2 separate regions of the Mus musculus genome follow, and region 2 is linked to region 1. A link is a loop called in an ENCODE intact Hi-C map of the cell type or tissue named here. Cell type or tissue: gastrocnemius. All regions are shown on one strand. Links, peaks and the distances in the headings refer to the core of each region. The heading gives the core; the rest is flanking DNA.

The links. Hi-C counts contacts between places; a loop is a spot of excess contacts. Peaks named below come from ENCODE experiments on the same cell type or tissue, not always from the same donor. Only the 100,000 strongest peaks of a DNase experiment are listed, where the experiment ranks them.
Region 2: it touches region 1 in a loop (2.9-fold over the local background); 7 of 42 quality-filtered maps call a loop at or near these places.

Annotation. Positions count from the first base shown.
Region 1 is chr5:112,868,071-112,875,405 of GRCm38, reverse strand. Myo18b (myosin XVIIIb) reads left to right here. Exons shown (of 44, transcript NM_028901.2): 4 at 80-1,513; 5 at 1,845-1,911; 6 at 2,910-3,022; 7 at 3,809-3,985; 8 at 7,014-7,212. Among named protein-coding and RNA genes, the nearest start is that of Myo18b, 25 kb to the left of the region's middle. In gastrocnemius, for the core only: a CTCF peak has its summit at 4,437 (motif pointing left); DNase peaks (open chromatin) are centred at 4,135 and 4,451; H3K27ac peaks cover 247 bases.
Region 2 is chr5:113,010,832-113,018,166 of GRCm38, reverse strand. Grk3 (G protein-coupled receptor kinase 3) reads left to right here and starts at 2,629. Exons shown (of 21, transcript NM_177078.4): 1 at 2,629-2,800. The coding sequence starts at 2,688. In gastrocnemius, for the core only: a CTCF peak has its summit at 3,526; DNase peaks (open chromatin) are centred at 2,604, 3,195, 3,486, 3,840 and 1 more place; H3K4me3 peaks cover 2,099 bases; H3K27ac peaks cover 2,149 bases.

The DNA.
Region 1 (7,335 bases), core at 1,449-6,448:
CTTTGTGTGGGTGAAACTGGGAATGATTGGCTGTTGGTCAGTCATGCAGCAACTAAGCACATTATGGTCTCTTTCCTAGATCCCAGCAGTTCCAACTAACCAAACCAACAAGACCAACAATGTCCCCAAGCCTGGAAGCCAGCAGACTTCCCAGGACAGCTCATCCACCACTCAGAACAGCGCAGACATTCCAGGAAAGGAGCCCCCGGGGGCTGGTGACAAGGACTCCACACCTGTGACCAGCACTAGTGGGGAGAGACCTCAGGAGTCAGGTCCCACAGGAACACCCGCCAAAAGGACACTGCCCTTCAAGAGGGGCGTGAGGAGGGGCGATGTGCTGCTGATGGTGGCCAAGCTGGATCCAGAGTTGGCCAAGGCAGATCAGAAGGTCCAACCTCGTGATGTCCCCGTGGACAAGACCCCAGCTCCAGCCAAAGATTCTGGAGGGACAAAGAAAGGGGTGACCACGGGGACTTCCTCTGCCCCCCAGCCTTCTATGCCTGAGAAGACTAGGACTAGGGGAGTTGGAGATACAGGCCAAAGCACAAAGGGTGGGAAATGTCAGGGCACAGAGGGAAAGGGGAGCCGGGACCCCCAGACCATCGGGCAAAAAGAAGGTGAGTCTCAGAGCACAGAGGAGCAGGGGACCAGGTCCCAAGCTCAGGAGGCAGGAAACAAGGAGCAACTGGGAACAGCAGAGAAAGAAGGAGGGGGTCCCCCAAAGAAGATGGAAAAAGAGGATGAGCCCAAGGTTGCAGGGGCTGAAGTCAGACCTGTGGAACCCCCAGTCCCGCTAAGGAAGTGGGGAGGTTTCTTGGGTTGGAGAAGCAAGTGGGACAGTCCTCAGAGCAAGGACAGAGTAACAGAGTCACATCGTAAGGATGAGAAGACCGGCGACTTGCAAAGCCCAGCGGTAGACAGGAGCTGTGGGCAGCTAGCAGAACCCACAGGGCAGCCATCAGGGCCCACGGGGCAGCCATCAGGGCCCACGGGACAGCTATCAGAGTCCACGGGGCAGCCATCGGGGCCCACGGGGCAGCCAGCGGGACCCACGGGACAGCCAGCAGGGCCCACGGGGCAGCCAGCGGGGCCCACGGGACAGCCAGCAGGGCCCACGGGGCAGCAGCAGGAGGCTCCAGTGAAGATGGAAGGAAAGGTGGGGAGACCTCAGAAAAAGCTGGTGACACCAAGGAAACCCCGAGAGCTCCCTGGGGTGGCAGCGAAGACTCAGAATCCTGAGGAAAGCTGCAAGGCCCCGGATAGGATTCCTACAACGGGGATATCAGCAGAGGCTGCAAAGAGGGACGGCCAGCCAGAGAGCAGGGTGCAGGGAGCCGGGGAGCCCCGTGTGTGCACAGAGGAAGAAGTGGATGTGGTGAAGCCTCAGGCAGAAGGTCACGTAGAGTCCATTCCTGAGGTCGTCATGGAAAGGCTTTCTACGCTGAGGCCTATGGAGGAGAAGCAGATCCTGCAGGACCCGGATAGAGGGGGCCAGAGTGGAGACTCGGACCAGGTGATGGGCTGTGGACCCTAAGGATGGGATAGGGGAGGCTACGGGGTGGACATAGGGCTAGCCACAGCCCAGCACTCCCCAGGAGTGTACTCCCGAAGAGCTAGGTCCCTAGGCCCCACACGGCCCCTCCCCAGGCTAGATTTCGCCTATTACTACTTAGTGGTTACCGCGTCCCTTGTTACCCACAATTCTCTGTGCCGGCACCATGTGTAGATTCTCAGGCCGTGCCCTGGTGGCTTCTTGAAAGGTCCTGCGGGAGAGGTTAGGGGTCCCTACATCAACCCTGGGCTGGTGGTTTTTGCTGGTTAGGAGACCTTCTTTTTGCTCCCAGGCTTATGAGGATAGATGGTACGAGGCACAGAAAGTCTGGCTGGTGCAGAAGGACGGGTTCACGCTTGGTAAGTGGGCTCAGGCTGGCCTGGGGTTTGGGGAGGGGAGTCCCACTTGTTTCTCATGTCTTTCCCGCCACCAGCCAGTTTTACTTCATTCTCGAGGTAAGCAAGGAGGTAGGGGAGAGGCTGAGATGAGGATGGCACCAGTAGCTGCTATGGGGCAGAGAGTCCCCATCCCCAGTCCATTCTTGTTGGCCAGTGGAGACTGAAGGGCGTGTTCTGAGAAGTGATTCTGTGTTCCATTTGTACTGTTTGCCCATTATCATCCTGATCTGACCTAGGGGTGTGGAACAGGTCGGTGGACTTCACCCTCTGAGGGGCCTGCTCAGTGCTAACCTTTGTCTCAAAAGGGCTTGGAGCAGTGCTTCTCAACTTTCCTAATGCCCCGACCCTTTAACACCGTTCCCTGTGTTGTGGTGACCCCCCAACCATAAAGTTATTTTCATTGCAACTTCATAACTGTGATTTTGCAACTGTTACGAATAGTAACGTTCCCATGGTCTTAGGCAACCCCAGTGGAAAGGGTCATATGACCCACAGAGAACTACTGGCTTAGGGGTGGCAGTACAGGTTCTTTATGTGAATAGAACCTTTCAGCCTGTCCCAAGTTCAGTCTCCAGCTTCCTGGACTGTCTCAGAGACTCTACCCTTCCCTCCCTTCCTCTCCCTTCCCCTCTTCTCCCATTTCCTACCCTCCCTTCTCTTCCTTTCTTCTCCCCTCCCCTCTCTTGTCTTCCCCTCCTCCTTCTCTCCCTCCCCCTCCTCTCCCCTCCCTTCTCCTTTTCCCCTCCCCTCCCTTCCCTTCCCCTCCCCTCTCTTCTCCCCCTCTCCCCTTCACTCTCTCCCCTCCCTTCCCCTTCTCTCCTAACCCTCCTCCCCTCCCTTCCCCTCCCCTCCCCTCCTCTCCCTCCCCTCCCTTTCTATTCCCTCCTCTCCTTTCCCCTCCCTGCCCCTGCCCTCCTACCCACCTTTCTTTCCCCTCCTGTCTCTGGCTGTCCATGCAGCAACGGTGCTTAAACCAGATGAGGGAACAGCTGACCCGCCTGCTGGAAGGGTGCGGCTCTGCATCGATGCAGACAGGACTGTCATCGAAGTGGATGAGGAGCAGGTCCACCCGGTGAGTGTCCCCTCCTCCCCACCACTGCTCTGTCCTCTCTGTCCCCACCCCCCATGGTACTCAGGGCTCTGCTGATGGGGCTCCATCATGGGATCGTTCACTGTATCTTTTAGCTCTTTGTGAAGACAAGCCTGCTGGCTCCTGTTGCCGTGGCTCTGACTGATCTGAGCAGGAGATTACTTTTCATTTTGTGAAAACCTTTCCATAGACGTGTTTCTGTTTTCACCCTGGGAGCTAGGGAACTCAGCTAAATGGGCAGGTTGCCATTGAAGCATAGATTCCAATGGTGCATATTTTGGGCATCAACCTTTCCCTTAGGGGGCTGTGCATACCTCTAAGGGACCAAGGCACAGTGAGCTTTGGTAAAGGAGGTGGTTGGCCACTGGCTTCCACCCCTGGGTGTCACAGGGCACGTCGAGTGTTCCTCTCCAGGACTTAAAAAGCAGATGATGTGAAGAGGCATGTACCCTCAGCAAGCCAAGCATGGTACACTTGGGGTTTTACTTGACCTGTCTTGGAGACAGCAGCCTCACAGAGCAGTGCACCCAGGATGTGGAGACAAAGCAAAGGAGATAGACAGGCCAAGGAGAGAGCCTGTCACTTCCCTTTGTGCACTGGTCTTTGTCACATGCCCTTTACATGACAAGACCAAGCAGTGTGTGGGGCACATGTATGCATGAGGGTGTGTATGCAAGCATTTGTCCATGCACATATCTGTGTATGTGTGCTGGTGCTGGTGGGGTAGGGGCCAAGGAATCCAGAGGAGATCCTTTGTGAGTTCTTTAGGCCAACCCCTCTGAGCTGGACCAAGCTGAGGACCTGGCTTCTCTGGTCAGCGTCAACGAGTCAAGCGTCATGAACACGCTTCTACAGCGCTACCGGGCTCAGCTGCCATACACCTGCTCGGGGCCTGATCTGATCACCCTGCAGCCACAGACGACCACAGTGCCCTCTTCAGGGAAGGTGAGGTGGGGCAATGGTCGGGGGCAGAGACAAGTGGAAGGCCCCTCGCCTGGGTATTATAGGGGAGAACTGACTGTCAGCACCCCGGAAACCCTCAGCTATGCTCATGATGGGAATCTTGGATTTGGCAAGCACCAGTGACCCCATGCTCCCTAGAGGGGGATGGTGAGCTCTGGTTCAAAGCCAAGGTGTGACACTTTAAACTAGCCATGACACCCACCTGGAAAGCCATTTCATGGACACGCAGAGGAGCTGGGACAAAGTTCAAGCTGCAGCTTCTCTGAGCTCCTAACGTTAGCTAGATTCTCTGAAGTCTCATACATCCACCTTCATGTGGAGATAGAAGCTCTGTTCACCCTGGTATTTATTTATTATCTCTTGAACGGAAGAAAGGGCATTTATGATTGGGATTAGTAATGAAAGCAAAGGTTCATGGCGCCACCTGGTGGAGAGTCATGGACTACACCGGTGTCCTCTGTCCCTCGAAGCTGTTTGCTGGTGACTAGTGGGCTCTGAGGAAACGCCAACCCTGCTGCCCTGTGGGCTTCCAGGGAGGGGAGACAGGAGAGGCCACTGATGGTAAAGCCCACGGTGGCTGAAATGGACTGGACACCTGTGGGCAAGGATGGGGCTGGAAGAAGCCAGTGGGGGCGGGGCACGTGTCACAGGTCCTGGGTGTGACTTGTGTAGGGACAGACTCACAGGACCCTGGGCTGCAGACAGATAGACAGGGGCATGGAGGAAAGTGCAGGCAGATGGGTAGATAGTCCCTAACAGTGGCCCTCATCTGTCACTTAGGGCTGTGAAGCCACACTGAGACCCATGGAGTAATGTCCACTCCGGGTCTCTCTTCTCAGACTGGGTATTGTAGATTGATCAAATGCACCTGCAAACACAGGCACAGGGAGGGCCCTGAGTGATGCCACCCTGGCTCTCCCTGTGAGGGCCACTGAGCTCTAATCTCCTTCCGTCTCCAAGTCTTCCTGCCTCTCAAGTCTCATAGGAAGCCATCTTGGCCCAGTCAGCTTCTGGTCCCCAAACAGCCATCTGACCCACATTGGCCTGGGACTAGGAACAGCTTGAGTATGGTCAGGACACAGTGAAGGACATGTCTCTTGGGGTTGGAACATGTTGAAGGGTCATATGAGCACACATGTGGATGTGGGGTGCAGCTGTGCACTCTGCAAAGAGGTCCAAGGCATCACTTGTAAGGCTGGGGGTGCCCACGGGTGTCAGGTCTGCAGCATCCGTTTTCTTCACAGCGTGGGCCAGGACACAAGTCTTCAGGGTAACTGCAGCTCCAGGCTCAGACCCTAGGATCTTTGGATGCTCCAGGCTCTGAGGCTACCTCCAGGAAGGCAGGCCTTGTCCCGTGGCTCCCACTTTAAGAGCTTACCTAGCACTGGTTCCAAGTGGTTTGGGATAAAAGGTGAGGTGAAGCCACTCTAGTCCTGGTTCCCCAAACTACAGGTCTGAGCTATGAGGAGGACCTTCTGGGTGTGTGTCCGGTTCCTCCCCGTCTTAGGGAGAAAAGGCAGGGCTAGGCTGGACCCCACAGCAACTATGAGGTCTAGTGGCCTTGGGTTTGCACTCCTGTCCTTTCTAGGATTCCCATACGCCTGGGCGTCCTTGACCTCTCTGTCTCCAAGGGTGTTTCTGTGTAGACTGTTAAGGTCACCTGACATGACCAAGGCCACTTGAGCAACCTCCTTCGTCTTAACCCTGGACACCATGGAAGATCTCCTTAGCCCCTTCTGGGCTCCAGGGCCACTCTTGTCTTCCTCTGGTCCTTTAACACCCAGGCTCCTCTGGGACTTTGGGAATGATTTATACACCAGAGAGAGCAAGTTGCTCACCCTTCCTTCCTTCCTCCCTCCCTCCTTTTCTTCCTCCCTCCCTCCCTCCCTCCCTCCCTTTCTTCCTCCCTCCTTCCCTCCCTTCCTTTCTGTCTCCCTTTCCCTCCCTCTCCCTGTCTCTGTCTTTCTGTCTGTATGTCTGTCTGTATATCTGTCTGTCTGTCTGTCTGTCTGTCTGTCTGTCTCAGGGTTAGGAGTATTGGATATGGAACCCAGGGTCTCTCACATACTAGGCAAGCACTGTACCACTGAGTCACATCCGGTGTGACCCTCTCTTTTAAAACTCTGAGATGGTCCCATTGGGTTGCCCAGGCTATGAACCCCTCTATCACCCAGACAGGCCCCAAGTTTGCAATTCTCCTGCCTCAGCCTCTTGAGGAGCTGCAATCACAGGCTTAGGCCTCCATATCCAGTTCTTTGTCTCTTTAAAACCCAGATTGAGGAAGCACGACTTGTACCCAGTTCAGTCCAGCTTTCTCTGGGACCCTTTCTTGTGACTGTGCGGTGTGCGGTGCTTGCCATGGGCCTGCACAGGATAGCCATCGCTTAGAGAGATGTCTGCTCTCTCTCTCTCTCTCTCTCTCTCTCTCTCTCTCTCTGTGTGTGTGTGTGTGTGTGTGTGTGTGTGATCAGTCTCACCCACTGACTTTCCTCAGAACTCCTAGATATGCTTTCTGTTATGCTCGGTGTGACCTGTGACGTAAGGATCTCTGTGACCACACCTTCCTTTCTCTTGGGCGTGTCCCTGGAGCAGTGTGTGGGCCATGTGATGTATGCACAGCTTTCTGTGGAGGAAGCTCCAGCCAGCACATTCAGCACCTGCTTGCATTGTCTGAGGGTTTTTGCTTACGACATGTCTTCATTGGAACCCAGCAGTGACTGCCCAGTCAGTTTCTTGGCCAGGGAGATGGCTCAGTTTGTTTTCACGGCAGACATCACTAATTGATAGCCATTCCCAGTTCCCATGTTCAATATTACTAATCAATTGTGCCAATTTCCCCGGCTACCTCATTGAAGGTGAATCGTACCCAATGATTTAACTAACCGAAGCAATGAACCCTTTCTGGTTGAGCCTTTAATGAGTATATCGGTCGCTCAGGACTTCTAGTGATCTAGCTGTAGATGACACTTGCAGGCTGGCCGGGAGGCTGACACCTGTCATCTTGTGGCAGGTACCCCGTGGTCGGCAGGATGGCTTGCCTGCCCACGTAACGTCCCTGGCCCAGCGTGCATACTGGGCACTGCTTAGCCAGCGGAGAGACCAGAGCATTGTGGCCCTGGGCCGGAGTGGAGCTGGGAAGACCACCTGCTGTGAGCAGGTTCTGGAACACCTGGTGGGTATGGCAGGCAGCGTGGACGGCAGGGTGTCAGGTATGGTGGCCCACAGGTGACAACTGGATGGGAACAGGGAGGGGAGATGTGGGGGTCCTGGGTGGCTGGGGGGGGGGGAGATCCTGGGTGGCTCTTCACTACTCCTGTCTAGCTGTCATTCAC
Region 2 (7,335 bases), core at 1,429-6,428, 140 kb before region 1:
GGGAAGCCAGAGTGGGCTGCCAACTACTACGTCCAGAAGTGGTACCTGGGCATGAGGTCAGCTGACCTACACAGTGAGGGGCTTCAGAAACACAGACATGTTTTGGACACGCTGTTCCCTCTGTTAGAAAAGCAATCGCCTGTGTTTATAAATGGACATCACTGTTGCCATTTTTGGATCCTCGAAATGCCCTAGGGAGAAGTTATTTTTGGTAAGGGGGTCTTCCTGCTTCAGTGTGTAACTGTGAGTTGCTGGTTTGGAATCTTCTCCAGCATGGGCCAAGTGAGAGTAGAAAAGGAGGTGATCTTGGCGGAGGATCTGCTAGGTGTCAGGCAAGGTGCTTGCCCGTATATGCGTGTCCACTGTGTGTGAACCTGTGTGTGTACATGTGTGTGCATTGTGTGTGCATGTGTAGATGCCTGTGTGTGCATGCATTGTGTGGGTACCTGTGTGTGTATGTAAATGGGCATTGTGTGTGCATGTGTGCATTGTGTGTGCATATGTGTGTATTGTGTAGGTGCCTGTGTGTGCATTGTGTGTGCATGTTTGTGTGTATGTGTGTGTGTGTGTGTGTGTGTGCACCTGAGCAGGCCACATGACAAACTTGGGTGTTATTTCCCATTTGGAACTTCTAAAAAAATTACATTTATTTACTGTGCGAGTACACGCATGCATAGGTCAGGCACACCTTCCACATGTTCGCTCTCTTCTGCCTCCAAGGGGATCTTGGGGACGAAACTCCACACTTATGGCAAGAACCCTTACTTGGTAGGCTACTTTGTCTGCCTCTCATCTTGTTTTCTGACACTTGCTCTCTTAATGATCTAGAAATCATGAGTTCAGCTAGGCTGGCCTGCTGCTGAGCCCCGGGGCTCCCCCCATCTTGTCTTCCTGGTGTTGGGGTTCCAAGCATGTGTCCCCATGCACTCTATGTGGGCTCTGACAGTTGAACTCAGTTCCTCATTATTATGTGGCCTGCACTTCCCATCCCAAGGTACAGCTCTAGATGCTGCCCTCCCCCTCTGTTTACTCAAAAGAACTGGTCTCATTACTCATGAGGACAGAGCCACAGAAAGCTGGGACCTTGCCCCTGATTTCTCTCAGCCTTTTAGCATAGACTAAAGGTTTGAATGTGGCTGTCTTCATAACTTACTACCTACCACAACTTGGAAAAGGAACATGACAAGACAAAAAAAATCTTACTAGGTCAAAAAGGACCAAAATCAATCAATCAATCAATCAATCAATCAATCAAAAATGGGGAAGGTGGGAGGGTTATTTGTTATCTGATCATCTGAGGATCCCAGATGATTAAAAAAAACAACAACAACATTTTGGAAGAAACAATATTCAGACATGAAGGAGCAATGTGTTTTGGGGGGAACTTACCCCTCTCTCCTCACTGGGTAGACAAGGCATCTATGCTCCCATATTTGGGTGAAAAAGTGAATGGAACTGGCAAATTCAACTGAAGGCTTGGCTCTCCCTGTCTCTGCCCCATTATACAGTGGGCACTATAGCGGTGATGTGGGCTGTCTGTGGCAGACCCAACTCCTTCAGGATGTTCCCACCCCTTCCCACCTATACCTTTTCTAGTCCCTCTAAATACTGTGCCTTGGGGATTGAGAAACTTCTGGTAAAACTAGTCCTTTGGGAAACAGAATAGACAGAAAACAAAAGCAGGAGAACTAATCAAAAAACGTGACTGTAAACCCCCAACAGTTCACTCTAACCCTGGCCAATCCCGGGTTCACAGTGATGTATGGCAATTTGGATAAAGGCCCTGCAAGCTTATGATGTCTGCAGATTTCCTGATCCCTTAACAGGTACCACATGGATTTTGAATGTGGACCCCTGTGCCCAGCTGCAGAGAAATGAAATAGTGACCTAGGCAGGGTTGGGAATTCCCTACTGCCCAGAATCAAGTCTCAGCCCTTCCACTTCCCTGAAAACCCAGGAGGCTCTGCACTCTCATAGGGGCACTTCCTCTTGTGGTTCTTGAGTTGGTAGAGAGCCTGCAGAAGCTAGGATACCTTAACCCCCCCGCCCCCCAACTGGACACACACCCTGAGGCCTTTCACCTGAATGCAAGCCAGTTATGACCTTGAACCTAGAGTGCTTCCATCAACTGGGTCCCCTGGGACAGCGCTGCTCCAGGGCAGGACTCTCACCCCACTTCACCCTGCATGGCGGGAGCCAAGCAACTTTCTCTTCTATGCTGGTGTCTCTTGGCTTGGTTCTCAGAGGGAGGTCTAGGGTGGGGCTAATGGCTGGAGACACCCCCTGCTGTAGCTCTGACCTCTATTTGGCAATCATTCGAAAGAGCAGGTGGGACTACTCCAGGATACCTCTTGAAGCGTCCTCTCCAGGACAGTGTGCTATTGGAGACCTCCTGGAGTGTCCACTCAGTACTGGGCATCTGGACTGTGCTTAGAGAGCTAAGGGTGAGAAAGAGAGGAAAAGGAGGAGAGGAGAGAGAAGAGAGGAGGAGGGAGAGGGAGAGGAGGAGGGAGAGGAAGTCCCTGGTGCCTGAGAGGCTGGGTCAGGAGCGCGTGGCCGCGGACGGTTGGGGGCGCGCCGGGCTGGGGCGCGGAGCCGCGGAAGGGGCGGTGCGTCGGGGTCCGCGTCGGGGTCGCGCGTCGGGCGCGCCGTGGCCCCGTCGGGGCGGCGGGAGCTGCGGAGCCGCCATGGCGGACCTGGAGGCCGTGCTGGCCGACGTCAGCTACCTGATGGCCATGGAGAAGAGCAAGACGGCGCCGGCCGCGCGCGCCAGCAAGAAGGTCGTCCTGCCGGAGCCCAGGTACTGCTCTGGCCCTCTCCGCCCTATCCAGTCTCCTTCGGTTCTTTCCCTCCCTCTCAGGTCCCTTCCGGATCCCTCCTGGTCCTCTCCCTCACCTTCCCCCTCCCCCCCCTCCCCCGCCAGTTCCCTCCAGTCCCCTCTTGTCCCCTCTGGTCCTCTCCCTCCTTTTCTGGTCCGCCCGCCAGTCCCCTCCGTCCCGCTGTCCCAGGCTGGTTGCAGGGCTGTCTGTCTCTCAGCCCCCCTGCCCCTGTCCTCTGGCCCCTTGCAGTAGTAAGTAGACCTTGAGTTCTCAGTTCTGTCACCAGCGCCATTACCTGAGCCACTTTCCTCAACTTGGACCCCTGGCGGCCTGCCCTTTCTGGGAAGGATGACAGGAGAGCCACTTGAGCCTAGCCTGGTCTTGCAAGACTGGAGGTTCCCGCTGCACCGGCTCCGGCTGGCCGCTCGCTGCCAAGTTGCTCTTAATATCACGACTGATTTATTATTGATTTTTCTGAGGTGTGATGGCCTCTTAGAGCTGTACTTGTCCCGGGGAGTTCTAGGCGGTGTTCCAGAGTGGGGCTGTGTGTCACTTCTTAATTGACCCCACTGCCAGTTGCTTAGCTGGTGTGGCTTCCTTGAGTTGATGAAAAAATTGGCTCGGACTTTACAGCCACCCCTGAACCATGCAATTCTGTAAGGCTCTAAACCAAAGCTGCATCCCCTTTCAAATGGTCAAGCGTGACACGCCCATGTGGCGGCAGTGTTACCTACCTTCATGTGAGAGAAAATATACACATTTACTCGTCTAATTTTTTGAGGTCCTGGAGATGGGACCCAGGGCTTCACACACGCCAGGTAAACCGTCTGTCTCCTTAGCAGTATGCATAGCCCTCAGAGAACCTTTCAATACCGAACAATGGTCAGATTATTATTTTTTTTCCCGATCGTGTTTGTGAGCCCCGTGATCCAGGAAACATCAAATCCCCGTGCCGTGTTTGCTAGGAAGAGTCACACTGTACACACAGCTGCGCTGGCTGGGTATTTTTGGCTTGCCTTCCCTTGCAAGCCTTGGCCCTTCGCTGTTTTTTTTGGGGGGTGTGTTGCTCCTTGCGGAGTGGAGCAGGCACAAGGGGACACTTGGGTGGACTGGACAGTGCTTGCCTTCCTGGAGTTCAGCCTGTCTGAGACTCACTGAAAACAGGACTTGATTGAAATCTTCAGTAAGTGGGAGGGACCAGACCCAGGGCTCCCCAAGTCACAACCAAGCAAGCTTCAGTAGAAAACTTTCCCCATTGGGAAGGGGGACATGAAAAAGCTTCATTCCATTCTCTCTTCCCTTCCCTCTGCCCCCACCCTGTGAGGGGCAGGGAATCTTAACTATGTATGGTTTCTATATATAAAACCAACAAATCACAACTCATAGGGAGCTTTATGGGAGAGGGAGTATATAAGATGACTAAAATTAGGAATGTCTGTCCGCTCATCATCATTTTTTTTCTTGGTGTTTTTAACCTAGCTGGGCTGCTCTGTGCATGCTTGCTTGCTCTTGGCTGCACACCCTAGCGCCCAAGGCCCTCACTTCTCTGTACAATACCCCTCTGCTTTGACAAGGTCTTTGGTGATACTTTGTTTCAAAGGAGATGTGGTGTGGCTGAGCCTGTGAGTCCTGAGGTTGAGGAACGTCTAAGGGAGCATCAAGTTAGGGTGGGGTCCTTTGAGGACCGCTGTTCTGTAGCTGTTTTTTCAGGTAGACTCTTGAATTAGACCATCTGTCCCCCGCTCCAGGAGTCTAGTCTGTTGCCTGTTTGTCTCAGTGGCTTCAGCCCCCAAGCAATAACCAACAACTCAACCACAGACGATCCTGGTTCCTTGTAAGGACTTGGCTGTTGGAAGAGGGGATGGTGCATTTGAACTTGCCCCTTGGTCGTTCACTATTGATTTTTTTTTTTAATTTCTAACTAATTATCTGGTCACCCCCAGTCTTTTTTGTGCTTCCTTCTCTCGGTGACTTCGCCTCTTCCCAGTCTTCAACAGACGACCGTATCTCACTCATTACAACAAGACAGGTCTTCCGGTCCAGCCTCTCTTCCTGGAACATCAGGCACAAGGGAAGACTTAGCCTCCCGTGAGGAGGCAAGAAGCAAATGTTTTGTTACATTGACACATGATTCAATTAACAGGCCGGTGGGTGTAAATCCTCTGAAGGCGGTCAAATCACATCTCTTTAGTCCACCCAAACATTTGTTGAGCTGATGGAGCTGATAATGGGGCCCATTGAAGGTGGGGGCCATGACCCTTGCAGCCCCATTAGCCAGGGTGTTTATATACTGTGTCCTTTGTCTGCTGTGGGGATGAGAATGAACTGGCTTTGTAGACCGTGGTTCTGATGAAACTGGGTCTAACTCATGGGCGAAGGCCCAGGGAGTCCGTTTCTAAGTCCCGCCATGGCTAAGACAGCTCTTCGCACTGGGTCCATTTCTCTGATAACCTTTCTCGAACACAATGTTACTGAGTTGACTTGAAGTCACACATGGCTGAAGGGAGTTGGGTTGAAGGTCACGTGTTCCCCTGAGACCCATTCTGTTTAGTGGATGCTAACAGTGTTGGGCTTTCCACTGGGAGACAGCTCTTGTCAATCATTCAGGCCAATAACTGCGGGAGCAGAAAGAACACAGCTTGAGCCATGGGTTTGCCTAGGATGTGTAGAAATTAAAGGACAACTGTGGCCATCGGTCCACACTGCCCAGCTTGTCTGAGTCATGTCTTGTTTATGCTGGGACGTCTTGTTCATGAATGGAACAGTTGACCCACACGCTTCTGGCTTTTTCCTGTCCCTATCTGCCATCTTGCTGTAACAGTAACACTGAAATTACAGACAAATACTACCTTGTCCATTCTTCTGTGGGTTCCAGGGATCGGTCTCAGGGACTCACACCCTTGGTTTACTTCTTAAGCCATCTCCCCTGCCTGTTTATTGTTTCTGACCCTAAATTGGTAGCCATTCTGGACCCATTTCTCAGAAGCTGGTATGGGGAAGTACTGATGCACTGTATAGCTTATCCGGAGAGTCGTCTGATAGGAGAGACTTGGGGGGTGGACCTGGGCAGGCATCGTTTGCACTCTCTGGTTCTGTATTCGTGGAACACATTATGGTTGTGAAGTGCTTTCTCGTGACTTGTGAATCAGTTGTCCAGGCTTGGCAACGCTTAAGTGTCAAGGCTGTTCATGACTCCTGTGTGTCAGGCTACTCCTGTGACCGACCTGGAAAGGGTGTGGCCATCTGCCCTTTCACGCTGTGGTCACTGGAGAGAGCCTTCCTTGTTCAACCTTTAGGACTTCCCCCTGGCTTTGTTCTGTGCACACAACCAAACATGGAAGAATGGGATAAGGGCTGTAAGGGCTTCGAGGGATGGGAAGGAGCAAGGTGGTGGCTCTCCGCAAGCTTCCCATCCACAGAGCCACAAACCAACCCAAAGAGCCTGGGAAGAAGGTGTTTTGTTTGTGACAGGAGTCATTCTAAGGGGAGGAAGGGACACAAATGGGAAAGGCAAATTTGTACTGACATTTCCATTATTAGCTCATTCCTGGTCTCAGTTAATTTGTGCCAGTGGCTTGGAGAGGCAAGCAAGGGCTGCTTGCAGCTGGGGGTTCTTGGAAACGGATATTCTGGAGCAACCAATTTGAGACAAGGACCTGCCCGGTGGAACACTGTGAGATGCTTTAAATCAGAGCCCCGCGAGCGCGAGTGTGTCTTTGAAGTACAGGCAGTCCCCGATTCGATGATCTATCTGTTCTTAGAGACAGCCTTTTGAAGCACTTGCTCAGAACTCTCATGAAGCTTCGCCAGACTCCCTTGAAAGACAGCCATAAAACTCAGGGAGGGATGTCAAGGCTGGAGGGAGATGCAGCGAGAGTCTCTGTCAGCAGATGGGTGGTGGATGGATGTCAAGGGGTAGAAGTGAGATTGGAAGCAATGGGAAGTTTTTCTCCTGGAGACCCCTAGAACCCAGACAAAGCAAAGTTATTTGCTACATCATGACTTAGGGACCAACATTACTGGGAACATCTCCTTTGCCAGGTCTGGGCACCATCAAGTGTTGCCACGGTAGCTACAGCAGGTGGGCACAGCATTCTCATTTTTCCTCAGAGGGATCCATGCTCAAGAAGACCAGGGAAGGGAGGGCAGGTAGGCATTCACAGGATCCAAGATGAGGGATGCAAGATGTAGGGAGTGGAGCCAGGTGCCTCATTCTACCCACTGAGCGGTTCACCACTGTCTGCCACAGTTGAACAGAACAGCAAACCACCTCGCTTCTTACTTGGTAGGGAATGGATGAAACTTTCTGCTTTTAATTTGGAGGAAGGTTGTGGCTTTGGGATATCGGGAGTGTCCTCGGAGGCTGTGAGAGAGCAGCAGCCTTCTCTGGGGGCCTCTGAGGAAGGTAATTATGATTAAGGAAGCCTGCAGGTGGTTCCCTGTTCCCCACAAGGAGCGTGAGGGGCTGTGGTCAAGATGCCTTTTTCCCCTCCTCCATTTCTAGGAAAAAAGTTAA